2 separate regions of the Homo sapiens genome follow, and region 1 is linked to region 2. Evidence: read pairs that join two places in POLR2A ChIA-PET (ENCODE). Cell type or tissue: OCI-LY7. All regions are shown on one strand. Each heading gives the region's core, and the rest is flanking DNA. Links, peaks and the distances in the headings are about the cores only.

Region 1 (15,617 bases), core at 2,571-5,070, 260 kb before region 2:
GCCTGGAGGCAACCAATGTTTTGTTCCTTAACAATCTCCCAGAGATGCTGCTGCTGCTGAGTGTGTTGTACATACACATATTTCTTTCCTTCCCATCAGAATGGCAATATGTCATATATATTAATTAGCATCTTGCTTTTTGGCATTAGTAACACATCTTGGTATATTCTACAGTTTCAGAAAAGCATTACACGAGCATGAACTTGAGGTACACACATATTTACACTTACTTTCTTTGTGTTCCTTCCTCCTCTTGACTGCGATGTAACTGATTAGACAATTCTTCTAGTTTTCCTATAATGAGAAGAACTGTCAGTACTTTGGGGGGGCACATATCACTGCATTCTGATTTGGGTTTGGTATTATTTTCAATTTTTAGAGGTCCTAAACTAGGGGTGTCCGATCTTTTGGCTTCTCTGGCCCATATTGGAAGAAGAATTGTCTTGGGCCACATATAAAATACACTAACACTAACAATAGCTGATGAGCTGAAAAACAAAACTGCAAAAAAATCTCATGTTTTAAGAAAGTTTACGAATTTGTATTGGGCCTCCCTGAAAGCTGTCATGGGCTGCATGTGGCCTATAGGCTGCGGCTTGAACAAGCTTGTCTTAAACTGTATCCAGACAGAGATTAACTTTTATTTGGTCTGAACAATGTTTAAACATTTTTAAACCATCATTTAAAAATTGTTCCACATAAATATTCCACATAAAAATCTGGATTCCTGGGTTTTCTTTAAAAATAGGAATCTCTAGCAATACTGGGCCCACATTCCCACTGGGCAACAATCAGTGGAGCTTGGAGGCAGCAGCCTGTTTATTTTTTTGTATGTTTTTTCAGAGACAGGATCTCACTCTGTCACCCAGGCTGGAATGCAGTGGCACAACCACGGCTCACTTCAGCCATCACCTCCCGGGCTCAAGTAATCCTTCCACTTCAGTCTCCCACATAGCTGGGACTACAGGCGCATACTGCCAAGCCTGACTTATTTTAAAAAAATTTTTGGGCTGGGTTCAGTAGCTCACGGCTGTAATCCCAGAACATCGGGAAGCCAAGGTAGGTGGATCACCTGAGGCCAGGAGCTCAAGACCAACCTGGCCAACATGGCGAAACCCCATCTCTACTAAAAATACAAAAAAAAAAAAATTAGCTGGGTGTGGTGGTGGGTGCCTGTAATTTGATATACTCAGGAGGCTGTGGCAGGAGAATCACTTGAACCCGGGAGGCGGAGGCTCCAGTGAGCCGAAATCGCACCATTGCATTCTAGCCTGGGCAAGGGCGAAACTCAGTCTCAAAAAAAAAAAAAAAAATTTTTTTTGTAGAGATGAGGTTTCATCATATTGCCCAGACTGGTCTCAAACTCGAACTCCTGGCCTTAAATGATCCACCCATCACCGCTTCCCAAAGTGCTGGGATTATAGGTGTAAGCCACTGCACTCAGCCTGCACCTCCTTTAAATGTCCTACATACCTTCCCATATCTTTCAACTAGCCCCCTTCTCACATTTGTTACCTGCCCAGCCCCCTAGAGAACCAGAGTTTAAAAGCCCTGAGTACAAGGACATTTCAATGTCATTTCCGGGGTACAGGAAACCGTTTTCTAAAAGCAGGTTAATGAGGGTTTCAGTTACCTTTCATTTTCTCAGCTTGTTCATTCAGGCGGATTTCAAGATCTTGCTTCTGTTTCTCCAATTCTGAAATTTGCTGTTTAAAGTCTGGGATCATCTTTAGAGAAGAATTAGAAATATTAGAATATAAAATACTTTTATCTATGAACTTTAAAATCTTAGAAGCAAACTGAACTATCTTGGTGTTCAGCCTGCAGAACAGATAGCTGTGTAAAAGAGCTAGCCACGACATTAGACTGGATTAACATTTTTTTTTAACCTCAAAACCTATATAGTCTCAGGAAACACCAGTATGCTCAGAGGAAGCAGTTCTCACACAGCTACGACAGGGAGAGAAGGATGTGTACATGTATAGAAATCCTATGCTGAGTTGAGGGAGGAATTAGGTGAAGAAATGGCAGCCAGCGTCTTTGGTCCAAGCCCAGAGCCATCGTCTCCTCATCTAGGAACAGGAAAAGCCATCTCAAAGGGTCCCACTGCTACTTTTGAATTCAAGGACATGCACTGCTCTGTTAGTGGAGGTCTGGAATCACCCGGTAAGTTTCTCAATCCTTTGTCCCTATCTGTATATTTCTTTACATGTCCATCGCCTCCACCCCCAGTTAGGTTAAAACAGGGTTTTTTTTCCTTCCCCAAGTTTATAAACATGCTCATTTTAAAACTGAGTGGCTGAGATCCAGGCCTCTGAAGTCTAAATGAAGAATACAGACAGCCCCTGATTTACGATGGCTCAACTTACTATTTTTCGAGTTTGTGATGGTGTGAAAGTGATATGCATTTAGTAGAAACCATACTTCAAGTACCCATTCAACCATTCTGTGTTTCACTTTCAGTATAGTATTTGATAAGTTACATGAGACATTCAACACTTTATTATAAAAATAGGCTTTGTGTTAGATGATTTTGCCCAAGTACAGGCTAATGTAAGCATTCTGAGCACGTTTAAGGCAGGCTGGGCTAAGCTACGATGCTTGGTAGGTCAGGTGTATTATATGCATTTTCAACTTACAATACAATACTTCCAGCATACGATGGGTTTATTGGGACGTAGCCCCATGGTAAGCTGAGGAGCATCTGTACTTGTTTGAATGTGCAATTGGGTCTCACTGCAAATTCCTCATTAAAGTTTCATCCAAGGAATAAACAAAGATGTAAAGGTCCCCCACTACCGTTCCCTGTGTCCACCCCTGGTCCTCAACTGCTGCTACAGCCCCGAGATTTCCTAACACTCTCAGTTTAGGGAGAGGAGGGGGTAGTAAGGAAGTAGGGGAGCAGCAGCCAGTGAGGCGGGACAAGAATGCTGGGAGAGCGGGGCGTCCTGGAAGCCAAGAGAACAAGGCAGAGAGGGCAAGATTAGCATCGCCAGAGGCTGCTGAGACACTGAGTAAGATGAGGGTGCAAAGGAACCCTTAGTGCTCAGCTCTGTGCAGGCAGAGTCAGCCAGTGGTGGGGACACACGACAGAATGGGGTGGTGGGCAGTGAATGGGAGGTGTGCGGAGGAAGTATGCCTAGAGGGTCTTTGTAAGTCTGACTAAGACCCCAAAGAAATGGGTGATGGCCACAGCAGTGTGGGGTTAAGACAGAGATGGCTTTTTGAATGAGGAGATTCCTAAAGCATTTCTCCAGGCCAGTAGGCATGAGTTGGAAGAAAGAATGAGACAAATGCAGTGGCTAGGAATGCACGTCATGGAAGAGGAAGCCCTTGAAAAGGTGAGATTTGAAGGCCGGGCACGGTGGCTTATGCCACTTTGGGAGGCTGAGGCAGGCGGATCACGAGGTCAGGAGTTCGAGACTAGCCTTGCCCACATAGTGAAACCCTGTCTCTACTAAAAATGCAAAATTAGCTGACCGTGATGGTGGGCGCCTGTAATCCCAGCTACTCGGGAGGCTGAGGCAGGAGAATTGCTTGAACCTGGGAGGCGGAGGTTGCAGTGAGCTGAGATCATGCCATTGCACTCCAGCCTGGGCAACAGAGTGAGACTTCATCTCAAAAAAAAAAAAAAAAAAGGTGAGATTTCAGGCATGAGCAGGACTGGCCTTCTGACACACTCCTGTCTCAAGAGCTACCCTTCAATTTTGTGGTCACTTTCCAAGGGGTTAGGGCTTGATTTAAATATACAGGCTTTAAAACATACACACTTACGCGCACACACAGACAATCACAGCGCCTGCAGCCATCCTGTGGTGAACACACACACTCTTGTATCAGAGTGCTCTCTGGTCTGCAGTCATTTTATAGTTTAATCACCAGACCAAGTTATTTCACTTCTGGAAAAAGTAATTTATATCCACTCTTTTACTGCCAAGAAACTGAATTTGACGCCACTGACAAAGAACAACTCTAGTATGATGGCCACGACTGGGGCCCCTGGCTGAGACCATACCATGTTCTCTGATGTTAGCCTGGTAACTTCATGACGGATGCTTTCATTGATGTCATTTTCTTCTCTGAATAACTTCTGCAGGTGGTTGATTTCTTGACTGAGATGCACCACTTTGAAGTTCAAAGCTTCAATCTCCTTTTCATAGCAATCCTTCTGAGACTGGAAATGGCTCTCCAAAACACTATTAAAGGAGGGGTCAAGAAATAAACCACATGGCCTTTGTTCTGTTTTATGGACTGCTGGGAGGCAGTTATGAAGACCCACAACAAGAGCCGTGCACGAAGTACATCAAGTTTACTTATGCACTCACGGTTACAGGCTACAGAATCAGGAATGCCTAATTATAAAATCTTCTAGCTAGTTAGGAAGCATTATGTGGGGGTTAATATGTAGTTAACAATGAAGAAAATTTTAGAAGTTATTATATTTTTACACTCTTAATAGTTTAAAAAATACTGGCCAGACGCAGTGGCTCACACCTGTAATCCCAGGATTTTGGGAGGCCGAGGTGGGCGGATCACTTGAGGTCAGGAGTTTGAGACCAGCCTAGACAACATGGTGAAATCCCGTCTCTACTAAAAATACAAAAATTAGCCAGGTGTGGTAGCGCATGCCTGTAGTTCCAGCTACTTGGGAGGCTGAGGCACGCAAATCGCTTGAAACCTGGAGGTGGAGGTTGCGGTGAGCCAAGATCTTGCCACTGCACTCCAGCCTGGGTAACAGAGCGAGACTCCATCTCAGAAACAAAACAAAACAAAACATGTTCTGTATGATACTACAGTTGTGGATACGAGTCATTATACATTTGTCAAAACCTACAGAATGTACACCAAGAGTGAACTCTAATGTAAACTATAGACTTGAGGTGACAGTGGCGTGTCAGTGTTGGTTCACCAGTCATAGTAAACACATCACTGTGGTTTGGGAAGTTGACAGTGGGGGAGGTTGTGTGTGTGTGGTGGCAGGGATATATGGGAACTCTCTGTATTTCTGCTCAACTTTGATGTGAACCTAAAACTGCTGTGAAAAATAAAGTTTATTAATTTAAATAAATGCAGCACATGCCTTAAATTTAAATGTATCTACATATTTCTGGCAACATTAACTAACTTATTTGATAATCAGTTTTCACTGTATGGGTTATGGGGTTTTTTACTAGGCATTTTATCCCACAAAGAGATTGCTCTTCATGAATAAGCTACTTACTTACTTCTCAGAGAAATATTTCTAGTGGTTATTCAGTCATTCTACTATAAGGAATTTGTGTATCAATCTATGTAAGGTAAACTTTGGACTTTCCAATAGTCTATTTATTATCTCTGAAAAATAAAGAAGATCCCTGAGGAGAATTTCTAACCGTGTTGCTTTCTTTAGTCCTTCATAAGCAAACCAAAGTTCTCCATCCTCATTTAAATGTTCCAGATCTTCCACAGAGAGCCTGCAAAATAAGGAAGATAAGAAAATCTATCATCTCTGTCACGTTTTACATGTTTACATGTCTTAAAATGTTTGATAATGCAAAAATGATTACCTGCTTCTTACATCTTCAATGTCATAGCTTTCGAGAAGTTGTTTGGTGATCTCTGACATCTTTTCTGAAAGGGAAAGGCAGAGTTGTATATATTACATTTGTGGATGATTTATCTTTTCCCATTCCCTTTCCAGGGCCCAGTTTTCTAGCTTCACAGTCTCCAGCTAAATAACTCACCAGCTATCCAATCAACCAACTAACCAATCTTCCAGGTATTCAACCAACTAGCTATTCAACCTATCAACTAAGCAATCTACCATATGTCCAACCAAATTCATACCAAAGGACACGTTTCCTTAGCAGCGACACAGCTATGATAAATTCAGTCTGCACCCATGGACTAAGAGACTCATATTTTTATTACCTCTCATTTCCCGTTTTTGTGACTGCACATGTTTCTCCACATCTATCTTCTGTGCCTGAAGTAGTTCTATCTCTTTTTCGAACTCAGAGATTGTCTGAATCACAGCAATGACGGAATCAGGTAAAGAAAAAACAACGATTATGCTTTATATAAGACAAAGGGAACACAATTACAGCGTTGCGTGTCTATGCAAGACATCCTCACTGCAGTTTCTTTCTTAGCTAAAATCTTGTTAAACCATCACTGCCTACACAGCTTGGCCTTGAAGCATGCTTAACTACTCAAAATGCCAGATCTAATGGGTTGTATCAGTAGAATTAACTTCCCTGGGCCAGGCATGGTGGCTCACACCTGTAATCCCAGCACTTTGGGAGGCTGAGGCAGGTGGATCACCTGAGTTCAGGAGTTTGAGACCAGCCTGACCAACATGGTAAAATCCCATCTCTACTAAAAATACAAAAATTAGCCAGGCATGGTGGCAGACGCCTGTAATCCTAGCTACTTGGGAGGCTGAGGCAGGAGAATCGCTTGAACCCGGGAGGCAGAGGTTTTAGTGAGCTGAGACTGCACCATTGCACTCCAGCCTGGGGAACAAGAGCAAAACTCCACCTCGAAAAAAAAAAAAATTAACTTCCCTGTTACATAAAGAAAAAAAAATACCTACTATAAGCTTGGGGTGGGGTGGGACAGGGGGAAGACTGAGAAAGGTAAAATCACGGGCTAAAATTCTCTTTTAATGGATAATAAAATATTGAGTGCAAGGACATGGGCAAAGTTGCCACCTTCATAACTGTGGGTTTTGGCTTCAGCTCAGCTTAGATGTGGAGCAGTGGCAGAGACTGGTGAGTCCAGGAGGTCTGGGAGTTAGCTGGCTGTTGGGAAGGAGGTGGCCTGGGCAGCTCTGGTTGTGGGGAAGAGGCAGTATTCTGCCTTTATTCTCCCTTGTGAGCTCAGCTTGAATAAGAATCACAGGTCTGTGCTTTTGCTTTGTATCTGAGGGAGATATAAGGACTTTCAGGGACAGCAGAGGTGAATAAACTCTCCTTGATATTTTTTCAGTTACCCTGAGTATTTAAGGGCTCCAGCCCCTGTTTCTACAGAGAGTAAGCAGGAGAATCAAACTGATATGTGCTGAGCACTTTACCTAGAAGACCTAATCCTCCTAACAGGCCTATGAGGTAAGTAGAGTGATCTTTTCTCAATTAGCAAACAGCAGCTACATTTAACTGAAGGCTGACTGGCACGTTCAGGGTCACATGCCAGGTTTATGGGGGACTCAGGACTATCCAAATCCTGAAGGCCATGCTTTTCTTTGTAATGTTTCAGTAAATGTTCCAAGTCAGATTTGCATTTACTTAGGCTTTTAAGACTGACTATAACACATATAACTTGATGATCATGAGTTATTTTCTTTGAAAACCAGAGTAGGCTGGGCACGGTGGCTCACGCCTGTAATCTCAGCACTTTGGGAGGCTAGTGCGGGTGGATCACCTGAGGTCAGGACTTCAGGACCAGCCTGGCCAACATGGTGAAACCCTGTCTCTACTAAAAATACAAAAAAAAATTAGCCAGGTGTGGTGGCAGATGCCTGTAATCCCAGCTACCTGGGAGGCTGAGGCATGAGAATCGCTTGAACCTGGGAGGCAGGTTGCAGTGAGCCAAGATGGTGCCATTGCACTCCAGCCTGGGTGACAAGAGCAAAACTCTGTCTCAAAAAAAACCCAAAAAACAAAACACAAAAACCCAGAGTAATTTTTTTTTTTTTTTTTTTGTTGAGACGGAGTCTCACTCTGTCACCCAGGCTGGAGTTCAGTGGTGCAATCTCGGCTCACTGCAACCTCCACCTCCCAGGTTCAAGCGACCCTCCTGCCTCAGCCTCCCGAGTAGCTGGGACTACAGGTGTGTGCTACCTCGCCCGGCTAATTTTTTTTTTTTTTTCTAGTAGAGATGGGGTTTCACCGTGTTAACTAGGATGGTCTTGATCTCCTGACCTCGTGATCCGCCCACCTCAGTCTCCCAAAGTGCTGGGATTACAGGCCTGAGCCACCGTGCCCAGCCCCAAGTAATCTTAATGGATCACATTGGAGAGTGAACCAGTCTTAGCTACCAAAGAGGAAGTGAGTGACACCTACTGGTACCTCTCTGCAAGCGCAGTCTCACAAGTTCCTACATTTAAGATACAGACCTCAGACCTCAGCCAGATGACAGGACTCCCACAGACTGACTGACATCAGGCTCATGTGGCTGCTAAGAGTGAAGCAGTCACAGGAATGAAAGTGACCCTTCCTGATCATGTGGTCTGACCTCCTACTTTTAAACAATAGGGGACGGGGCCCAGAAAAGACAGACACTTCAGTTGTGGAATTCAGTGGCCACCCGGATGCAATTCCAAAAGCTCTTCTAAACCACGCATGGCTAGTTCATGACAATTACAGAGACTATTTCCATAATCCTACAAATACTCTACTAATATGTATTTCACATATTTAGTAGAAGCTTAAAAGCTTTCCAACTTAATGATGAAATGTCTTACATTTAAGAACGTAGGTACACTCAGGTTTAACTTTTCTGGTAGGGAAACAATTCACTTAAGCCTTGATTGTCCAAGCATGGATCATTACTTCATCCATTCATTCATTTTTCTCTAGAGCATTTTATTAAATTGCCCAGGAATATTTATATATTTTTAATGATAGATACAGGTAACAATTTTTTTTTTTTTTGAGACGGAGTCTCGGTCTGTCACCCAGGCTGGAGTGCAGTGGCGCGATCTCGGCTCACTGCAACCTCCGCCTCCCAGGTTCAAGCAATTCTCCTGCCTCAGCCTCCTGAGTAGCTGGGATTACAGGCACCTGCCACCACGCCCAGCCAATTTTTGTATTTTTAGTAGAGACAGGGTTTCACCATGTTGGTCAGGCTGGTCTAGAACCCCTGACCTCATGATCCACCTGCCTTGGCCTCCCAAAGTGCTGGGATTACAGGCCTGAGCCACCGTGCCCGGCAGGTAACAATATTTTTATATATCATTATGCAGTTTTAAAAATTCTATGTGATTTTTCCTTCTCAGCTTTATAAAAATTTACTTAAAAATTTCTACCATTGAAAATTTATAGCTTTATTGATGTTATAATTTATGAATATATTGTGGAATAATTCAAGCTGATTAACATGTTATCACCTCAAATACTTGTCATTTTTTGTGGTGAGAACATTTAAGATTTACTCATAGCAATTTTGAATGTACAATATGCTCTTATTAACTACATTCACCACACTGTGCATTGGATAATTGTTTTAGTAAATTTTCTAATAACAGTTTAAATGAAAGATTTTGATAATAAGGTAACTTAACTTTAATGCAGGTGTTTATAGATTTATAGTGATGGATTATATAATAAGGATTCACCTCAATTTACAGTCTAATTTGGGAGTATTCTCTACATCGACATATTTAAATAACTTTACATAAATGTAATTTCAAAAAAGTTAGAAAGTTGACTTTTAAAATATGGAATACAATGATTGCTAAATCAAAGGCAGCCTGGAGGTGCACAGTTGGAAGGACTGAAGGAATCAGGCTCCAGTTGCCTGTGGCCTTTACACAGATGCTTTTAGCTGTCTAATCTGTGGGAACTTGGAATTGCAATCAAATGACGTAACCAGAGGGCGGGGCTGAACGTGAGAGCCGCTCTACCTTGACCTGCTTGCTCAGGCGGGCCACTTCCGCCTTCAAGCCATCAGAAGTGACGTGCTCCCCCTCCACCAGGTGTTGGAGTTGCATCTTCTCATCCTTGAGAGCTTTAATTTCTTCTTTCAAAGACTGAATCTGCTTCTCATAGTCTTGTGTTTTCAGTTCAAAACTTTTTTCAAGAAGCCTACGCAGCAAAAGAAGAAAATAATTTAGAGCTGAGCATGGTGGCTGAAACCTGTAATCCCAGCACTTTGGGAGGCCAAGGCAGGCGGATCCCTTGAGCCCAGGAGTTCAAGACTAGCCTGGGCAACAAGAGAGACCCCGTCCCCACTAAAAATACAAAAATTAGTCAGGTGTGGTGGAGCACGCCTGTAGTCCCAGCTACCCAGGAGGCTGAGGTGGATGAATCGCTTGAGCCCAGGAGGTCCAGGCTGCAGTGAGCTGAGATCGTGCCACTGCACTTCAATCTGGGTGACAGAGTGAGACCCTCCCCACAACACCCCCTAAAAAAGAAGAAAATAATTTAGAATTGTCTCTACAGTCTTTACTTTGAATTAGAATACATCATTTTGAAAACAACAAGAGGAGACAAGTTAATTAGAACCTACTGTGACAGTTCCAGCAGGTAATGGCCTTATTTTTAGCAAACTGTTTCCTCTTCCCTTAGGTTAAAGACAACTTCTTACACCTCCTGATTTGAAAGGTGTGGCTTTACAGTGATCACGCACAGGGCACACTGGCTAGGGAGGCTGAACTTAAAAGACACACTGGGTTTTGGGGCACTGTATTCCCAACCCCCCGGGTTCCATGCAGTCCCCTGGAAGGGCCAGTTTCCTTCAGCGAATACCTTGGCGTGCTCTGCTAAGTCCTGGCTCCTTCCTCGTTCCAAGGATCCTGCTGGAGGTTTGTTTGATCCTAAACAATAGAGCTATCTGCTATGTCCAGGGGTCTAGCCCTTCAAAAATTCTAGAATAAATGGCAGCAAATCCACGTGCCCAAAAGTGCATGTAAATCCAACTGCTCTAGAAGGTTGCTCAATTAAAAATTTGATGATTAACTAAGAAAATAATTGAAAAGAGATACATAACCTAGACAAGCCCAACACAGCCCACAGGGGCCCTTGAAGCAGTGCCAGGAGCTCTATGAGTTTACTAAATGATTCTACCTGCTGAGCTGTCATTTCAGTTCCTTTTAAAACTTGCTTTTATAGCACAAAGGGAAAAACTCTGAGAAAGAGAGCCACATTCCTAATAAATTTGTTTGATTTCTTTTTTATAGATTTTTTTTTTTTTGAGATGGAGTTTTGCTCTTTTACCCAGGCTGGAGTGAACTTCAGTGGCATGATCTCAGCTCACTGCAACCTCCGCCCCCCGGGTTCAAGTGATTCTCCTGCCTCAGCCTCCCGAGTAGCTGGGATTATAAGGTGCCCAACACCACACCCAGCTAATGTTTGTATTTTTAGTAGAGATGGGGTTTTGCCATGTTGGCCAGACTGGTCTCAAACTCCTGACCTCAGGTGATCTGCCCGCCTTGGCCTCCCAAAGTGCTGGGATTACAGGTGTGAGCACTGCACATAACCTCTTTTTTCTACAGATATTAACGAACTTTGTTTCCAGGTTTTTTAAAAAAAAACTGCAGTGCTCCCAAGAGACCAGTAAAATGCCTTTGAAAAAGGAAAAGGCAGCCAGAAGTCTTCCTTTTTTTTTTTTTTTTTTGGAGACAGGGTCTCACTCTGTCGCCCAGGCAGGAGTGCGGTGGTGCAATCTCAGCTCATTGAAACCTCCGCCTCCCGGTTTCAAGTGATTCTCCTGCCTCAGCCTCCCAAGTAGCTGGGATTACAGGCATCTGCCACCACGCCCAGCCAATTTTTGTATTTTTAGTAGATACGGGGTTTCACCATGTTGGCCAGCCTGGTCTCAAACTCCTGACCTCAGGTGATCTGCCCACCTTGGCCTCCCAAAGTGCTGGGATTACAGGTGTGAGCCAGTACGCCTGGCCCAGAAGTCTTATGTAAAAAGAATCTTAGACCCACAGCCTGAGCTGGTCAGGAGGGTGCCCACAGACTGCAGGCCTCTTGGAGCCTCCTGAGAATTTTGACAGGGGCCAGGAATTCCCCCCTTGGCTGACCAGGGACTAAACCAAGCTACAGATGAGTGCTAATGAGGAGGCAGAACACGGGCCTAGAGAGGGTGAAGAGTTTTAATCCCTTCACTGGCCTGCCTCGCCCTGACCCAGTTAGGATTGCAAACAGCCCAAAATGACCTGGCCTCAGCCTGGCTCTCCAAGACCCCTGCTTGAAATGATCACTCCCAAGTGGTCCCTGCACGTGGACAGATGCCGAGAGCCGAGCTCTTCTCCTCACATTAAAAACTCATCGACAATTATATTTTTCTAGGTAAATGAGTTAATTAGACATATTTAAAAACTGATGGAGGATCATGAAACACTTCATATATTTGTTAACTCCTGGAGCGATTCTGTGATATTCCCTCCTCTCTTTAGAATCCTGCTTCCTCACCCAGACGCAGGCTGTCCTGCTCACTGCATGGGGAAGTTTTGTATCCTACCACCACAGGCAGCCCTGAGCTTCCTAGCCCCCAAAAGAGATGTGCCAAGCATGTTCTATCTCTTTCCGGGACCCTGCCATGTACCCCAACTTTGAGATCTAAAAACCTTTGACTCCTTAAGAGAAGGGAAGCCCAGATTGGAGTCCTTGGAGGTTAGCAAAGGGTTTGCTATTGAGATAGGAAAGGTGGGCTGGTACAGTACAAGGTCAGGCACCTGCCTTAATTTCTGTGAGGTCCATTACTTACCTTATCTTTTGGGATAAAAGACAAACTAACAAGGACAATAGGTGGGGAAGGAAAGGAGGGAGGTTTATTTCCTAGGCAAGAATCTTAATTCTTGGATTTGGTAGAAGTTGAAGGTGGTGGTAGTCTCTGAATTTTGCACTGTCTTAGCAATAAAGTAAAAAAAAAAGAAAAGAAAGAAAGAGAAAAGAAAGAAAAGGAGAGGAAGGAAAGGAAGGAAAGGAAGGGAAGGAAGGGAGGAAGGGAGGAAGGGAGGAAGGAAGGAAGGAAAAGAAAGAAAATGAAAGAAAGAAGAAAGAAAGAAGGAAGGAGAGAAGGAAGGAAGGAGAGAAGGAAGGAAGGAGAGAAGGAAGGAAGGAGAGAAGGAAGGAAGGAGAGAAGGAAGGAAGGAGAGAAAGAAAGAAGAGAAAGAAAGAAAGGAAAAGAAAAGAAAAGAAAAGAATTCCTGGTGGTCCACTGTACCCACCCAGCAGAAGCTTTATGGACTAGTCTAGAATGTGTTCAGTATCTGACAGTACACATTGTGGAACTTAGCTCTCATAAATCTCTAATCTCACTTCCTAAAAACAGTCACACCCCACTTTCTTGTATCTGTGTCTGCTATATGCAAACTGAGATGGAAAATATAAAACAGCACAGACAGAAGAAAGAAAGTAGCTTTAAGGCAAACTAGATTCCATACATTCTTTGCCGTTCTTCCTTTTGTACATCATCAAAGAGCTGCTTGGTGAGGTTGTCCATTTTTTCTGTAAAAAGAGAATGCTTTTTGAGATATGTCTGCCAAATCAATGCCTTGATTGTTTCATGTTATGTTTAAGAAAGTGAGAATGTCAGGACAATCATGTGATGTTTATTATTAACAGGACTTACAATGAGAGTATAGCTCATTTTTTATAAACAAGAAATAAAGATGAGGGGGTTTCAAAATAATAATTCTCACAAATTTGTCAGATTGGAATTATCAATAAATAGTTTCATTTATAGTACTTTTGTTGGTCTGTTATTTATTAAAGTAGATATTGGCTTTGAGACAATGAATATTATTAAAAATAAATAGAGGCCGGGCGCGGTGGCTCACGCCTGTAATCCCAGCACTTTGGGAGGCCGAGGCGGGCGGATCACGAGGTCAGGAGATCAAGACCATCCCGGCTAAAACGGTGAAACCCCGTCTCTACTAAAAATACAAAAAATTAGCCGGGCGTAGTGGCGGGCGCCTGTAGTCCCAGCTACTTGGGAGGCTGAGGCAGGAGAATGGCGTGAACCCGGGAGGTGGAGCTTGCAGTGAGCCGAGATCCCGCCACTGCACTCCAGCCTGGGCGACAGAGCGAGACTCCGTCTCAAAAAAAAAAAAAAAAAAATTAAAAAAAAAAAAAAATAAATAAATAAATAGAAACCCTTTGGGAAGAAAATGATCCATTTGTGACAAGGTTTCTCGGTCTTGGCACTATTGCTACTTTGGGCTGGATAATTCTTTGCTGTGGAGAGGGGCTGTCCCACGCATTGCAGGATTCTGAGCAGCAACCCTGGCTTCTACCCTCTAGAAGCCAGTAGCACCTCTGCTCCAGTTGTGACAACCCAAATTGTTTCCAGACATTGGCAAATGTCTGGGGGGTGAGGTGGCAGCAAAGCTGAGAACCACTCATCTGTGATAACCAAGAAAATAATCAAGTGTCTGTCTCTATCTGGGAAAGAGGAAGTACAAAAAAGGCAGCTGTTAACACTGAAATACAAGAGTCGCAAACACAAAGTCTGCAGGCCGAAGGGCAGGACGTTCCATGGCTATGACAACCCCACATTCCCAACACACCCATATGCCACAGGGGCCATCAAAATGGGAGAATGGCAGTGCAGCCCCTCAAATGGTGATGTCCCTATTTGCACTAAGCTGATATCTCATCCTTGAGCTCTACCTCACCTCTGAGCCCCACCCCAGAAGGAGTCCTCGGGGTGCACCGTCGATAGCAATTCTCCAAATTACTTTTTTTTTTTAGCCAACAGTTTAATAGTTTGTCTAACATAGTGCCAAATGTTTCTGAATCAAAATGACTGCTTCAGAACGTTGTAAGGCAGCCAGGAAATACTGGGGGAAATGCTCAAGCTTTAATTTAGAAGCCAACACGTTTTATATAACCTCAATTTTCAATTAACCAAAAGCATTGGCTTTAATTCTGGTGCTTACCATCTTAGGCCATTTGCAGATGCGCTAAAGAAGCTGCTCGAATGTGATTTACTTCTCAAGAGGAATGGGATTATGTCCATGTTAAGTTAGAATCTCAAAAAGGAGAAACAGCATTTGATAGCATCCCTGGGTCTTAGGTCACAAGCATAGGTAAAGGTTGGTGCTATTCACAAAACACTGTTTGCCATGTCGGGGGAGGCGCACAGGATAATCAGTTTATAAATATTACATTGAAAGTTTTCATGGACTTTTTGGAAGAGGATGTAAAATTATTCACCCAAACATGACATGGTCTCAGAAACATAATTTTCAGGTTATATTCCTGAGAATTTAAATGCCCTTGTGGGAAATTCTATTTGAAGTTAGGGGGGAAAAAAGCCAAAACAACCACCCAAGAGGAGTGTGCTGTAATAAAAAGGGTGGAGATGAGGAAACCCTTTCCTAACTCAGGTTCAAGGTTTACTCCCGGACCTCTGACATGCTCCTGTTCATCTCTGACATTCACATGGCTTCTGTGCCCACACCATCAGCCCTACAGAGACAGGGTGGAGGGCACGCAGCACCTAGAACAGGAGGGCATGGCCTGCTCCTCGTCAGCACCTGCACAGCCTTTCCTGCCCCAGTGCCCTGGTGTCAGGCTGTTTACTCCCTCTTCACCAACATTCGCTCCTCCCACTCTCCGCCCTGAACTCCCAGGGCTCTGCACTCCTCTGGGCCCCATCATATCCACCATTTGCTGGGCTAGAGGTGCGTGTAGAATCCCCAGGCCTGAACCCTCGTGTTCCTGCTGCCCCCACGTTGGAGCTCAAGGAAGAGATCCCTAGGCAAGATCACTGAGAGTGGTGATTTAAACTATCTGGTCAGGGATCACCAGGCTCTGTTGCCTGTTGCCTTTTCTGGGGTACAACAAGTATTGTCAAGTTGAACTTGAGCTGAAAAGCTCAAATGTGTAGAGCTAGGCTAAGCGTAGCTGTTCCACAGCCCTAAAGGAAGTGATACCTACTGGTTCCAGGGTCTGCCCTTCTTC
Region 2 (15,617 bases), core at 8,462-10,961:
CGCCTCCCAGGTTCACACCATTCTTCTGCCTCAGCCGCCCAAGTAGCTGGGACTACAGGGACCAGCCACCACGCCCGGCTAATTTTTTTGTACTTTTAGTAGAGACAGGGTTTCACCGTGTTAGCCAGGATGGTCTCGATCGCCTGACCTCGTGATCGGCCCACCTCGGTCTCCTAAAGTGCTGGGATTACAGGCTTGAGCCATCGCGACTGGCCCTATCCAGACATTTTTTTCATTTTTTTTTATTATACTTTAAGTTCTAGGGTACATGTGCACAACGTGCAGGTTTGTTACATATGTATACATGTGCCATGTTGGTGTGCTGCACCCATTAACTTGTCATTTACATTAGGTATATCTCCTAATGCTATCCCTCCCCCATCCCCCCACCGCACAACAGGCCCCGGTGTGATGTACCCCATCCTGTGTCCCTGTGTTCTCATTGTTCAGTTCCCACCTATGAGTGAGAACATGCAGTGTTTGGTTTTCTGTCCTTGCGATAGTTTGCTCAGAATGATGGTTTCCAGCTTCACTGATGACCTTACGAAGGACATGAACTCATCCTTTTTTATGGCTACGTAGTATTCCATGGTATACATGTGCCACATTTTCTTAATCCAGTCTATCATTGTTGGACATTTGGGTTGGTTCCAAGTCTTTGCTATTGTGAATAGTACCTCAATAAACATACGTGTACATGTGTCTTTATAGCAGCATGACTTATAATCCTTTGGGTATATACCCAGTAATGGGATGGCTGGGTCAAATGGTATTTCTAGTTCTAGATCCTTGAGGAATTGCCACACTGTCTTCCACAATGGTTGAACTAGTTTATAGTCCCACCAGCAGTGTAAAAGTGTTCCTATTTCTCCACATTCTCTCCGGCACCTGTTGTTTCCTGACTTTTTAATGATCGCCATTCTAACTGGTGTGAGATGGTATCTCATTGTGGTTTTGATTTGCATTTCTCTGATGGTCAGTGATGATGAGCATTTTTTCATGTGTCTGTTGGCTGCATAAATGTCTTCTTTTTGAGAAGTGTCTGTTCATATCCTTCGCCCAGTTTTTGATGGGGCTGTTTGATTTTTTCTTGTAAATTTGTTTAAGTTCTTTGTAGATTCTGGATATTGGCCCTTTGTCAGATGGACAGGTTGCAAAAATTTTCTCCCATTCTGTAGGTTGCCTGTTCACTCTGATAGTAGTTTCTTTTGCTGTGCAGAAGCTCTTTAGTTTAATTAGATCCCATTTGTCAATTTTGGCTTTTGTTGCCATTGCTTTTGGTGTTTTAGACGTGAAGTCCTTGCCCATGCCTATGTCCTGAATGGTATTGCCTAGGTTTTCTTCCAGGGTTTTTATGGTTTTAGGTCTTACATTTAAGTCTTTAATCCATCGTGAATTAATTTTCGTATAAGGTGTAAGGAAGGGATCCAGTTTCAGCTTTCTACATATGGCTACCCAGTTTTCCCAGCACCATTAATTAAACAAGGAATCCTTTCCCCATTTCTTGTTTTTGTCAGGTTTGTCAAAGATCAGATAGTTGTAGATGTGTATTATTTCTGAGGGCTCTATTCTGTTCCATTGGTCTATATCTCTGTTTTGGTACCAGTACCATGCTGTTTTGGTTACTGTAGCCTTGTAGTATAGTTTGAAGTCAGGTAGTGTGATGCCTCCAGCTTTGTTCTTTTGGCGTAGGATTGTCTTGGCAATGTGGGCTCTTCTGTGGTTCCATATGAACTTTAAAGTAGTTTTTTCCAATTCTGTGAAGAAAGTCATTGGTAGCTTGATGGGGATGGCATTGAATCTATAAATTACCTTGGGCAGTATGGCCATTTTCACGATATTGATTCTTCCTATCCATGAGCATGGAATGTTCTTCCATGTTTGTGTCCTCTTCTATTTCATTGAGCAGTGGTTTGTAGTTCTCCTTGAAGAGGTCCTTCATGTCCCTTGTAAGTTGGATTCCTAGGTATTTTATTCTCTTTGAAGCAATTGTGAATGGGAGTTCACTCATGATTTGGCTCTCTGTTTGTCTGTTATTGATGTGTAAGAATGCTTGTGATTTTTGCACACGGATTTTGTATCCTGAGACTGCTGAAGTTGCTTATCAGCTTAAGGAGATTTGGGGCTGAGACAATGGGGTTTTCTAAATATACAATCATGTCATCTGCAAACAGGGACAATTTGACTTCCTCTTTTCCTAATTGAATACCCTTTCTTTCTTTCTCCTGCCTAATTGCCCTGGCCAGAACTTCCAACACTATGTTGAATAGGAGTGGTGAGAGAGGGCATCCCTGTCTTGTGCCAGTTTTCAAAGGGAATGCTTCCAGTTTTTGCCCATTCAGTATGATATTGGCTGTGGGACTGTCATAAATAGCTCTTATTATTTTGAGATACATCCCATCAATACCTAATTTATTGAGGGTTTTTAGCATGAAGGGCTGTTGAATTTTGTCAAAGGCCTTTTCTGCATCTATTGAGATAATCATGTGGTTTTCGTCTTTGGTTCTGTTTTTATGATGGATTACATTTATTGATTTGAGTATGTTGAACCAGCCTTGCATCCCAGGGATGAGGTCCGCTTGATCATGGTGGATAAGCTTTTTGATGTGCTGCTGGATTCAGTTTGCCAGTATTTTATTGAGGATTTTTGCATCGATGTTCATCAGGGATATTGGCCTAAAATTCTTTTTTTGTTGTGTCTCTGCCAGGCTTTGGTATCAGGATGATGCTGGCCTCATAAAATGAGTTAGGGAGGATTCCCTCTTTTTCTATTGATTGGAATAGTTTCAGAAGGAATGGTACCAGCTCCTCTTTGTACCTCTGGTAGAACTCGGCTGTGAATCCGTCTGGTCCTGGACTTTTTTTGGTTGGTAGGCTATTAATTATTGCCTCAATTTCAGAGCCTGTTATTGGTCTATTCAGGGATTCAGCTTCTTCCTGGTTTAGTCTTGGGAGGGTGTATGTGTCCAGGAATTTATCCATTTCTTCTAGATTTTCTAGTTTACTTGTGTAGAGGTGTTTACAGTATTCTCTGATGGTAGTTTGTATCTCTGTGAGATCAGTGGTGATATCCCCTTTATCATTTTTTATTGCATCTATTTGATTCTTCTCTCTTTTCTTCTTTAGTAGTCTTGCTAGCAGTCTATCAATTTTGTTGACCTTTTCAAAAAACCAGGTCCTGGATTCATTGATTTTTTGAAGGGTTTTTTGTGTCTCTATCTCCTTCAGTTCTGCTCTGAACTTAGTTATTTCTTGCCTTCTGCTAGCTTTTGAATGTGTTTGCTCTTGTTTCTCTAGTTCTTTTAATTGTGATGTTAGGGTGTCAATTTTAGATCTTTCCTGGTTTCTCTTGTGGGCATTTAGTGCTATAAATTTCCCTCTACACACTGCTTTGAATGTGTCCCAGAGATTCTGGTATGTTGTGTCTTTGTTCTCATTGGTTTCAAAGAACATCTTTATTTCTGCATTCATTTTGTTATGTACTCAGTAGTCATTCAGGAGCAGGTTGTTCAGTTTCCATGTAGTTGTGTGGTTTTGAGTGAGTTTCTTAATCCTGAGTTCTAGTTTGATTGCACTGTGGTCTGAGAGGCAGTTTGTTATAATTTCTATTCTTTTACATTTGCTGAGGAGTGCTTTACTTCCAACTATGTGGTCAATTTTGGAATAAGTGCAATGTGGTGCTGAGAAGAATGTATATTCTGTTGATTTGGGGTGGAGAGTTCTGTAGATGTCTATTAGGTACACTTGGTGCAGAGCTGAGTTCAAGTCCTGGATATATCCTTATTAACTTTCTGTCTTGTGGATCTGTCTAATATTGACAGTGGGGTGTTAAAGTCTCTCAGTATTATTGTGTGGGAGTCTAAGTCTCTTTGTAGGTCTCTAAGGACTTGCTTTTTGAATCTGGGTGCTCCTGTATTGGGTGCATATATATTTAGGATAGTTAGCTCTTCTCGTTGAATTCAGCCCTTTATCATTATGTAATGGCCTTCTTTGTCTCTTCTGATCTTTGTTGGTTTAAAGTCTGTCTTATCAGAGACTAGGATTGCAACCCCTGCCTTTTTTTTTGTTTTCCATTTGCTTGGTAGATCTTCCTCCATCCCTTTATTTTGAGCCTATGTGTGTCTCTGCACGTGAGATGGGTCTCCTGAATACAGCACACTGATGGGTCTTGACTCTTTATCAAATTTGCCAGTCTGTGTCTTTTAATTGGAGCATTTAGCCCATTTACATTTAAGGTTAATATTCTTATGGGTGAATTTGATCCTGTCATTATGATGTTAGCTGGTTATTTTGCTCGTTAGTTGATGCAGTTTCTTCCTAGCATCGATGGTCTTTACAATTTGGCATGTTTTTGCAGTGGCTGGTACTGGTTGTTCCTTTCCATGTTTAATGCTTCCTTCAGGAGCTCTTGTAAGGCAGGCCTGGTGGTGACAAAATCTCTCAGCATTTGCTTGTCTGTAAAGGATTTTATTTCTCCTTCACTTATGAAGCTTAGTTTGGCTGGATATGAAATTCTAGCTTGAAAATTCTTTTCTTTAAGATTGTTGAATATTGGTCCCCACTCTCTTCTGGCTTGTAGAGTTTCTGCCGAGAGATCTGCAGTTAGTCTGATGGGCTTCCCTTTGTGGGTAACCGGACCTTTCTCTCTGGCTGCCCTTAACATTTTTTCCTTCATTTCAACTTTGGTGAATCTGACAATTATGTGTCTTGGGGTTGTTCTTCTCAAGGAGTATCTTTGTGGTGTTCTCTGTATTTCCTGAATTTGAATGTTGGCCTGCCTTGCTAGGTTGGGGAAGTTCTCCTGGATAATAACCTGAAGAGTGTTTTCCAACTTGGTTCCATTTTCCCCGTCACTTTCAGGTACGCCAATCAGATGTAGATTTGGTCTTTTCACATAGTCCCATATTTCTTGGAGGCTTTGTCATTTCTTTTTACTCTTTTTTCTCTAAACTTCTCTTCTTGCTTCATTTCATTCATTTGATCTTCAATCACTCATATCCTTTCTTCCAGTTGATCAAATTGGCTACTGAAGCTTGTGCATGCGTCACGTAGTTCTTGTGCCATGGTTTTCAGCTCCATCAGGTAATTTAAGGTCTTCTCTACGCTGTTTACTCTAGTTAGCCATTCGTCCAATCTTTTTTTAAGGTTCTTGGCTTCTTTGCGATGGGTTTGAACATCCTCCTTTAGCTTGGAGAAGTTTGTTATTACTGATCTTCCGAAGCCTTCTTCTCTCAACTCGTCAAAGTCATTCTCCGTCCACCTTTGTTCCATTGCTGGCAAGGAGCTGCGTTCCTTTGTGTTCCTTTGGAGGAGAAGAGGCGCTCTGATTTTTTGAATTTTCAGCTTTTCTGCTCTGATTTCTCCCCATCTTTGTGGTTTTATCTACCTTTGGTCTTTAGTGATGGTGACGTACAGATGGGATTTTGGTGTGGATGTCCTTTCTGTTTGTTAGTTTTCCTTCTAACAGTCAGGACCCTCAGCTGCAGGTCTGTTGGAAGTTTGCTGGAGGTCCACTCCAGACCCTGTTTGCCTGGGTATCACCAGTGGAGGCTGCAGAACTGCAAATATTCCAGAACGGCTAATGTTGCTGCCTGATCATTCCTCTGGAAGCTTCGTCTCAGAGGTGCACCCGGCCGTATGAGGTGTGAGTCAGCCCCAACTGTGAGGTGCCTCCCAGTTAGGCTACTCAGGGGTCAGGGACCCACTTGAGGAGGCAGTCTGTCTGTTCTCAGATCTCAAACTCCATGCTGGGAGAACCACTACTCTCTTGAAAGCTGTCACACAGGGACGTTTAAGTCTGCAGAAGTTTCTGCTGCCTTTTGTTCAGCTATGCCCTGCCCCCAGAGGTGGAGTCTACAGTGGCAGGCAGGCCTCCTTGAGCTGCGGTGGGCTCCACCCAGTTCGAGCTTCCCAGCTGCTTTGTTTACCTACTCAAGCCTCCGCAATGGCGGGCACCCCTCCCCCAGCCTCGCTGCCACCTTGCAGTTCAATCTCAGACTGCTGTGCTAGCAGTGAGCAAGGCTCTATGGGTGTGGGACCCTCCGAGCCAGGCGCGGGATATAATCTCGTGGTGTGCAGTTTGCTAAGAACGTTGGAAAAGTGCAGTATTAGGGTGGGAGTGACCCAATTTTCCAGGTGCCATCTCTCACAGCTTCCCTTGGCTAGGAAAGGGAATTCCCCGACCCCTTGTGCTTCCTGGGTGAGGCGATGCCTCACCCTGCTTCAGCTCATGCTCCGTGGGCTGTACCCACTGTCCTGCACCCACTGTCCGACAAGCCCCAGTGAGATGAACCCGGTACCTCAGTTGGAAATGCAGAAATCACTCGTCTTCTGCGTCGCTCATGCTGGGAGCTATAGGCTGGAGCTGTTCCTATTCAGCCATTTTGGAACCTTCCCCTCTCCAGACATTTTTAAAAGAGTGAACCTCTTTCTAAAATTATCAAACTATCCTTTGCTGGCATTAAGTTCTTCAGCTTAAGATCCTTCATCTGCCTTTTGCCTTAAGTTGTCAGGTTTACTGTATTGCACTAAACACAATGAAAAATACGTGAGAAGCGTGAGATCACTTTTTGCTGTGATATGCAATGTACTGGAGAGACAAACTGTTCACACGGGGATGGTTAGTGTCACACATTTTAAGGGAATACTCACAACCTTTTTAGCTCACTCAAGCAACAGCAACACAACATGGCTACAGAATTACTACAGTAAAACTGTAGTACTATGTGTACTGCAGTTAATTTTGTGTGGTTATGTCTTTATATTTGTTTACATTTCTCTCAACTGTGAACAGTGCCATGTGCAGTCTATGTCTGTGTAAGTTTTTATAAATTTTAACTTTTTTTTTTTTAAGATGGAGTCTCGCTCTGTCACCCAGGCTGGAGTGCAGTGGCGTGATCTCAGCTCACTGTAACCTCTGCCCCCTGGGTTCAAGCAATTCTCCTGCCTCAGCCTCCTGAGTAGCTGGAATTACCTGGCTAATTTTTGTACTTTTAGTAGAGATAGAGTTTTACCATCTTAGCCAGGCTGGTCTCGAATGCCTGACCTCCAGTGACCTGCCCTCCTCAGCCTCCCAAAGTGCTGGTATTACAGGAGTGAGCCACTGCGCCCAGCCAATTTTAACTTTTTATAATAGATTTATGTGTATTTTATGGTAGTAAATGATAAAATAGACTAGTATTTACGTATACTTTATGTATTCATGACATAACTTTTTCTTATTTTTTTCGATATTTCTAGGCTACATAGTTCATCTGAGAATTTTTTCAAATTGTTGCAAATCTCAAAAAATTTTCCAATATATTTATTTTTAAAAATCCATGTGTAAGTGGACCCATGCAGTTCAAATCCAGGTTGTTCACAGGTCAACTGCATAGTTTAGAGGTTGTGGTATATCTATATAATGGAATACTTAAAAAAAAGTTAGGTCTGTATGTGCTGACATGGAAAGATACTGTTAATTGAGAAAGAGCAAGCTGTAAAACATCATCATTGTATGATCCTATTTTTGTTTAATATATATTCATAAACTATATTCATATATCCATATAATACAGTAGCTTGGAATTCACAGATTATCATTTGTGGTTTCCACTCTTTGTGAACCATACTGAAAGTCCATGGCATCTGAACATTTATCATTCTGCCCAATCATGAAAGAGCCACACCTCTCTTAGACCTCTCTGAGTAAAGGAGAAAAGAGCTGGACAGTGAGTCTGGCCTTGCTCTGGGCTCCAGCTCAGCATGCCTTTGCTCTTCTCCACCAGTTTGTGTGTGTATTCCTGAAGAGATATGAACTGAAGCCACCTATCTGCACCTGTGATGGAAGTAAAGATTATGTAAAGAGGTCTCTGAACGTGACTGATCTAAGCAATGCTGTCTCCTCTCTCCCAAACCCTACATCCCCACCTAGCATCACATCGTATACCTTGAATATATACAATTTTTGTCAATTATACCTCAATAAAACTAAAAAGAAATCAGTTCCCTTAATTTTCTACAACATGTCTACTTGATTTTTCATATGTGAAGGAAGAAATAAGAACTAAATACTAATTGCGATAGAAACTTGACTGGCAAACATCTACAAAGTCTCTAGCTAAAACGCAAAGAAACTTAACTACACCATCTACAATTTGATCTATTTACAGTCAGCTTTTAACTCATCCAGGAAACACCTGCAGAATTTAGGAAAACCCGTAACTATTTCAAATCTTACAATTGTTTAGCGAATGTAAAATCTCAGAATCAGAAGAGGGCTTAAAGATGATCTGGTCCAAACACCCCATTTCCAAGAAAACTAGAGCTCCAAGAACAAAGCTGGCTCAGACCAGAGCCCACACCAGACCAAGGATGTCCTGATCCCCGATCCTTGAGGCCCTCTCTGGCTCCCCTCTCCCTTCAGAAGCAAACATAATGGATCTGAAAAAAGTTGCACAGCTGCACAAATGGCAAGAGGAAAGCAAAATCAGGACTCAACTAAAATTCCATTTCATTGTAACACAACTTGGTTTCCCACATTCTCTTTTCCTTGGCAGTGCTAGTTATCATTGGAGAGTGTGGTATAAGGAGGAGTCGCATGAGAAAATTCTTCCTTAGCATTATCTCCCCTAGCTTCAGTCCTTAGCCATGCCTCCAGCACAGTCAAAATCTACAGTGCTACAAAGTGCCAAACCATAGCTTCCTTACATATAGCTAAATCCATTTACCCAAATGCAGTCATTCATTTAACAAGTACTTACTGAGTACCAACAGGCACAGGTCTAGTCCTGGGATACAGCATTGCACTTGCAGCTGGATTCATGGTTGGGTTCCCTTATGCCTACCCATCTAAGATACCAGATTCTTTGCTAGAGCCATGGCATTTGGTAGTGCACTGGACCACACTATATGTAGGTATTATGAGTCTTCATAATCATGTCTACTGCCTGACTTTGGAGGTTAGAACTAGCATTATTAGGTGCAAGCACATTTATCTGCATTGCCAAAATCCCAGTCAGCACCGGTGCAGTAAAAAACAGATGGTGTGCCTGTAACTCATGATTGACACATTGCTGCAACAGATGCTAGGTATGTCCTTGCTGAAGATCTAAGCAAATGGTCTCTAGGAATGAAAAACAGATTTTAATGCAAACAAAGATTGCCTAGAGATTCTATAAGATTTTCTATTTTACTTTATACCCTAACTAATTCTGTTTGGTTCCACAAGTATTTAGTATGTGTATATTCTATTTCATACACTGTTCTAAGAATTGCAGAAACAAAAATGGGTAAGATGTTTTCCCTTCCCTCAAAGTTCTGCTGATGAGATGGACACACACAGACACTGTCAATATGACACACAAAGTTCTGTGATGGAGGAATGTACAAGGTGCCATGGGAGCCCAGTGGAGTTTGCAAACCTCACCCAACTTGTGCAAAGAAAAATAGAGTACATGGTAACTTCCTAAAGGAGGGGGACATGGATTTGGGCTAGAAGGACAAATAGGAGTTAACCAAGCAAATGAACAAATTCATGTTCCAGACATGAATGAAGACATAAAGATGTGGAACAGGATAAAATACACATGAGGAATAACAAGTAGTTTAGAATCACTGTAGCAAGAAATGAGAGGCCAGAGAGATTCCCAGGGCTCAGATCATAAAAGGACTGGAACATAGTAGTACTCAGTAAATACTTGATGAAAGAATTGGCTAGAGCTTTCATGAAGGAAAAGGTATAAGTATGTGGTTATGCATGTTGGACAAATTTTGTATGTCCATTTTGTTAGTAGAAACAGGATATAATCAGTATTATTCTACATCAGTAGAATTATAAGAACATGATTCAGTCAGCAAGAACTTGGCTCACTCAGCATGATAACTGGAGACTCAGGCATAATAAAGAGGAAGTGGCTAGGCAGTTTTTATATTCTTGTGACCACAAGAGAGAGAAGAGCTAGAGTGGTATCTGCACAGACACAGGCAAAGATCATACGGAGAAAGATGAAAGAGGCATGCACGGGGTCTGTGAGCTTGAGAACTTCCTGGATATAGCAACCATCTCTTTTCTCCTATAGGCCATCTCTTTTTTTCGTTTAACATAAATAAACCAAGTATCTGTGACTCTACCTGACCTTCTTCATGGCATCATGTGGAAGAAACCCTGATCCAGAAGGGAATAGAACTCATATTCCTGGTAGTTGTTTTTTGTGAGTGGGCTTGGGCCCTTTGCTGCTGCTGAAGAGGGAAGAGGATAGCCAGAGCTGGGAAAAAGAGGAGTCAACATGATCCATACTCTAACAACTCCATGTTGAACATATTGAAACACACAGGAATCCTGGGCCAGAGTAGATTTCCAATAATTTTACAAAAACAGAAGCAATACAGACACCATAAGTACTGGCTATAAATTCTAAAAACTTTCATCACACATCAAAAACAACTCAACAAGGTGAAATTTATTCCATTTGATATCCCTAACATTAATTTCCTGTTCATAATTTTTTTTTTTAATAAAAGGTAAGACTGTGGAGGAGGGCAATCTGCTTAATTTTGCTGTGAACCTAAAATGGCTTTAAAAAAATTTTTTTAAGTGAATCCGGTCCATTAGTAGAGGAGTTGCGGCAGCTCAAGGCAAGGAGCCTGAGGCCCAGATTCCTAATTTCTTGGCCCTAAATAGTGACTCTATCCCCTGATGCCCCTGGACTACCAACCTGCCCGTGGCTCTTCCAGGTTTCTAAGGTCTCCTGTGATTAGGCTTCTATCATTGCAATGGACTGATACTCAAGCTCACTCAGGTGAAGGATGAGCAGGGCACACATATGAATACAGAGGAAACAACAGGATAAGGAACCAGAGAAGAGCTAAGTCACATAGAGGAAAAAACCGAAGCAAAGTGTTGGTTCCAAGGCAGGCCCTGGAAGCCCATGAGTAGGAATTGGTGGCTTTTCTGGTACACCACTGCTAATGGGGTCAGAACTGTCAATGTGTCTACACCACTCCTCTGGTTTATCTTTTCCATACTTGTTACAGAAATCCCCAAAACAGGACACCTAAATGGCTCACTTAAACATTGCTACTTCTGTTTAGACTGCCCTTTTGAGACCAGGCCACATCAAAAGGCCCTTACGAGTGAGCCATTTTCAGGTCAGGGCCTCCCCTTGTCCAATCAGCTTGGCTGGATCATTTGGTTTCTTAGCAGGGGCCCCAGGTCAACAGGGAGAGTGAGGGGTACAGTTACCCTTTGAAGGGACCGTGAGTATGGCAAGCACTGTGAATTAATTTATGATACACTGATGGTAGCAATGCCTTAGAAATTTCAGGAGTAGGGAAGAGAAAAAGTGACATCTGGGAGGCAGTAGAGACTCAGCAATATATTTAAAAACAACAACAACAACAAAAAACTATGGGTGCAAGGACACGCCTAGAAATTTCTAAAAAACCCATTCTCAGCACTCAGTTTTCCTTCCCCATCCATTCCAATCCATAATTTGGAAAAACATGTCCCACTCCCCAACATTCTATGGATTAAGGTATTTTAATTGAGCAAATGTTATGTTAAAAGATATCCTGGCAAGAATGCGAAGGTCCATCCCCAGACTAGATGAACTTCTTCCTTAGCTTATGGCTATGTCCACACCCTTATGACAGCCCTAATTGTGGTTCCTGAACTTCTATTATTATAACACAACGATTTAGAAAAACAGTCTGCTCTATACAGCTAATGTCACACTGTGGAAATGAATCATTCTGACCAAAAGCCTTGCTTCTGGCAGTGCCAATCCCTTCCTAAAGCAACTGCAAGCCGTCCACCTCCCAGTCAGGAAGCATCTGGTAGCTGGGGCTCTAGAAGTATCCCTGGGAAGTCAGTCAGAACTAGAGAGACCACTAACATTTGTTAGGGGGCACTGGAATTGTTGAGCTCTGACACATGATCAAGTAGGCCAGGAAAAGTAACTAATCTTAGGATCCTCATGTTAAGAAAGATTAAAGTGATTAGATCAATCACTAAATGACTATAAGAGCAGAACCAAAAGTATTCTATGATAATTGTAGCAAGTTGAACGTATTACAGGTATGCATTACATTTTCCTGAAAATATATGTGAATTAGAATGCAAGGAACTAGAACACAAGAAGCCCTGGCTAGTTAGGTAGCTATGGTAGAAAATACACATACACACACCCTTCCTTTTTGTTTTTAGAAAATAAGAATGTGGATCTGTTCCAGTAGCCAGGGAGGATAGAGTAGATATTAAAGACAAAAGTATTTTGCCCTCCTAATCCTTTTTATTACCAGAAAAAGGACAGAAGATGAAATCAACACTAACTTTAATCCTGACTTCTGTTTCACTCTTCACAGGATTTTGCAGATACAAGTATTTCAAAGTGATCATTATATGAAATGCCATATATGTTCCTGAATTAACAAAACAACTTGGTAGAAAGAATCAAAAATTGCAGGTATTTCCTTATTCCCCCAAATGTTTTCTGATTTCAATGTTTGTTTGTTTGTTTTTGAGACAGAGTCTCGCTCTGTCCCCCAGGCTGGAGTGCAGTGGCATGATCTCGGCTCACTGCAACCTCTACCTCCCAGGTTCAAGCAATTCTCCTGCCTTAGTCTCCGAGTAGCTGGGATTGCAGGCACCCACCACCACGCTTGCCACCAGCCTGGCCAACATGGTGAAACCCCGTCTCTACTGAAAATACAAAGAAATACAATTTTTCGCTGCTCCTGGATGAATTTTTTTGTATTTTTAGTAGCGATGGGGTTTCACCATGTTGGCCAGGCTGGTCTTGAACTCCTGACCACAGGTGATCCGCCCGCCCTGGCCTCCCAAAGTGCTGGGATTACAGGTGTAAGCCACCGCACCCAGCCTCAATGTTGTCTTTTTAAGTAAACTGTCTGTTCTTTTGAATAATTACAAAAAACAGTAAGGCAGAGTTAATAATTACAGAACTTTCAATAGCTAGGAAGTATGTAAGTCATTACAAATGATTTTCATTTCTAAACAATTTTCAACTAACTTCTTAATCCCTTAAATTATCCTTCTCTACTAAAGATCTGTAAATGACAGAACACAAATCTTTAAAAGAGAATAAAGAATTCACTATGTAAAAAAAAAAAAAAAAAAAACAAGACTGTCAGGTGATTAATCACTTCTAATGACAAAAAATGTTTTAGGGTATTGAATTTGAACAAAGTAGTATATATTCTCAAATACTATTGGAATTAAGGGGACAATTAGAATCCTAGAGAGTTCAAGTTTTCCGTCACATGAGTTAAGTAGCCTAAGTCAGTTGATCTCTGCACGAGACCTCTGATTAGATCATGAGATACTGAATTCTAGAATAACAAGGTCTCTTTTTAGAAATCCTTACTCTAGGTAGTACTAGATGAATGTTATTAAAATGAAATAAAAACATGAATCAGCATAATATTTACCCTTTTAAAAAAAAGATTAAGTAACCTCTTGTATGGATAATATAGTTTCTACTATGCTAATGTAATTTTTCACATCATAGCCAGAAAGGAGTGGGTTTTACATAGACTGTTAAAAAAGATAATAACATAAACATACACTTTTGGTAGAAAAAGCCTCAATAACTTGAACAGAAACGACAAGAATAAAGATTTTTTAGCATGATAGTAATATGCTAAATAATTAAATTTCTCAAATTTTTCTTCTAACAACACACAAACGTATTTGTCAGTTCAAAATGTTGCTTCTTTGAAAACACTATAGTAAATCCTTTAGGCGAATCTTAGGATTTCAAGAGCCTGGCATTAAGCATCAACACAAAATTATTTTAAGTTGCTAATTATCACCGTAAACAAGCAGTCATGAGGGCACAGTTCTGAAACCCACATTTCCATAGTAAACGTTTTCATTTTTATGAACTGTTTAAATCACATTCCTCTTCTATACTTTTCCTATTCATTTTCAAATCAAATTCCAATTCAACACGTATTTACCAAGTCCCTCTTACAAGCGAGGTTCTGCGTTAAGCTGGGGGTGGGGGATGGTGAAACAAGGAGGATGAGAGCAGAGCCTGTTCTCTGTTTGCCATGTCCAGGCGTCTCTTCCTGATCCATGTCAAAAGGAGGTCAAAGAGCCACGTCCATTTTAATCCTAATAGCCCTATCGCTGAGCATTATTACCTCAGTTTTACAGATGAAAAAACTCAGGTTGAGTGAGTCAAAGTAGCTTGGTCAAGATGACATGTCTAGTTAAGTGGTGGAGCCAGGATTTGACCAAAGAATGTCTGGCCCCGACTTTCATTCTCTCTCCACTACACTGTATCTTCCTTATTCAAACCTCAGCTCAAATGTTACCTTCTCAGAGAGGCTGTGTTTTTAAATGAGTAGTTTTATTTTCTTCCCATTTTAAAAGAGATTAGACTTATTAATAAATTCTAGAAATCAGACTTTTCCAGTTGAAAACAAGAGACTCTTGGGGATTTTTTGTTTTAATATTGTTGTCACTAAGGTAAAAGTCTTTAAAAAGAGGAGAAATAAAGGAAAGGAAATAACACACAGGCAGAGAAAAAGAAAGACTATGTTACAAAGGAGAGCAGTATTACACTTTCTCCTTTGTTGCTTCACTAAAGGCAAAGAGGAGTGCGGCCAATTCTAAAGGCCAAGGGTGTACACCTGCCTGACCACATCATGCCCACTGGAATCATCAAAGGCTTACAACTGAGGCTCTATAGAAGATTCCCACGAGGACACACCCATGTCATAGGCACACGGGTGAAGGAAACACTCAGAGCTAGAAATGTCAGCATAAGGGATATGGGCTTTCTTAAGAAAAGAATGAGTATTTGTGTTATGTACAAATGCTTCTTAAATATCTTTTTAGAAGACTCTGTGATACAAGTTTTACGTTGATACTAAAAATTTGGAAGCTTTCAAAGAGGAGAAATAGGTCATACGACACAAAATTATTTCCTGGGGGATGTATGGAACACTGTGCTAAAATGGGTACTAGGGCCGAAGCAGCAGCTCACTCTTGTAATGCCAACACTCTGGGAGGCCAGGGTGGGAGGATCGCATGAGTCCAGGAGTTCGAGACCAGCCTGGGCAACATAGGGAAACCTTGTTTCTACAAAAAATAAAAAAGTTAGCTGCACATGATGACACACACCCGTAGTTCCAGCTACTCAGGGGGCTGAGGTGGGAGGATTGCTTGAGGACAGGAGGTCAAGACTGCAGTGAGCCATGATCACACCACTGAACTCCAGCCTGGGCAACAGAGCAGACCCTGTCCCAAAAATTAAAAAAAAATTAAAAATAAGGGCCGGGTATGGTGGCTCACAACTATAATCGCAACACTTTGGGAGGCCGAGGCAAGTAGATCACCTGAGGTCAGGAGTTCAAGACCAGCTTGGACCACATGGTGAAACCCCGTCTCTGCTAAAAATATAAAAATTAGCCGAGCATGGTGACAGGTGCCTATAATCCCAGCTACTCAGGAGGCTGAGGCAGGAGAATCACTGGAACCCAGGAGGCAGGGGTTGCAGTGAGCCAAGATCATGCCACTGCACTCCAGCCTAGATGACAGAACGAGACTCTGTCTCAAAAAAAAAAAAAAAAAAGTTTTACACTATGACATTTCCTGGTTTCAATTTTGCATT

Evidence for each region. ChIA-PET counts read pairs that join two places held together with the same protein. Peaks named below come from ENCODE experiments on the same cell type or tissue, not always from the same donor. Only the 100,000 strongest peaks of a DNase experiment are listed, where the experiment ranks them.
Region 1: POLR2A ChIA-PET joins it to region 2 with 6 read pairs; 2 of 35 experiments call an interaction of 5 or more read pairs at or near these places.

What each region holds. Positions count from the first base shown.
Region 1 is chr15:52,219,529-52,235,145 of GRCh38, forward strand. MYO5C (myosin VC) reads right to left here. Exons shown (of 41, transcript NM_018728.4): 24 at 13,094-13,157; 25 at 9,605-9,785; 26 at 5,911-6,004; 27 at 5,547-5,610; 28 at 5,373-5,453; 29 at 4,016-4,196; 30 at 1,634-1,727; 31 at 231-294. It overlaps LOC105370820 (a long non-coding RNA gene), which reads left to right and starts at 1,632. Exons shown (of 4, transcript XR_007064638.1): 1 at 1,632-2,166; 2 at 5,681-6,030; 3 at 6,970-7,088. RefSeq lists a silencer at 9,494-9,668. In OCI-LY7, for the core only: no CTCF peak of the experiment used is centred there; DNase peaks (open chromatin) are centred at 3,003, 3,313, 3,803 and 4,083; H3K4me3 peaks cover 2,500 bases; H3K27ac peaks cover 2,500 bases.
Region 2 is chr15:52,472,164-52,487,780 of GRCh38, forward strand. All of the region lies in intron 1 of MYO5A (myosin VA), which reads right to left. Among named protein-coding and RNA genes, the nearest start is that of MYO5A, 49 kb to the right of the region's middle. RefSeq lists enhancers at 5,459-5,960, 5,961-6,460, 9,677-9,826 and a silencer at 9,270-10,538. In OCI-LY7, for the core only: no CTCF peak of the experiment used is centred there; DNase peaks (open chromatin) are centred at 9,028 and 9,938; H3K4me3 peaks cover 2,279 bases; H3K27ac peaks cover 2,500 bases.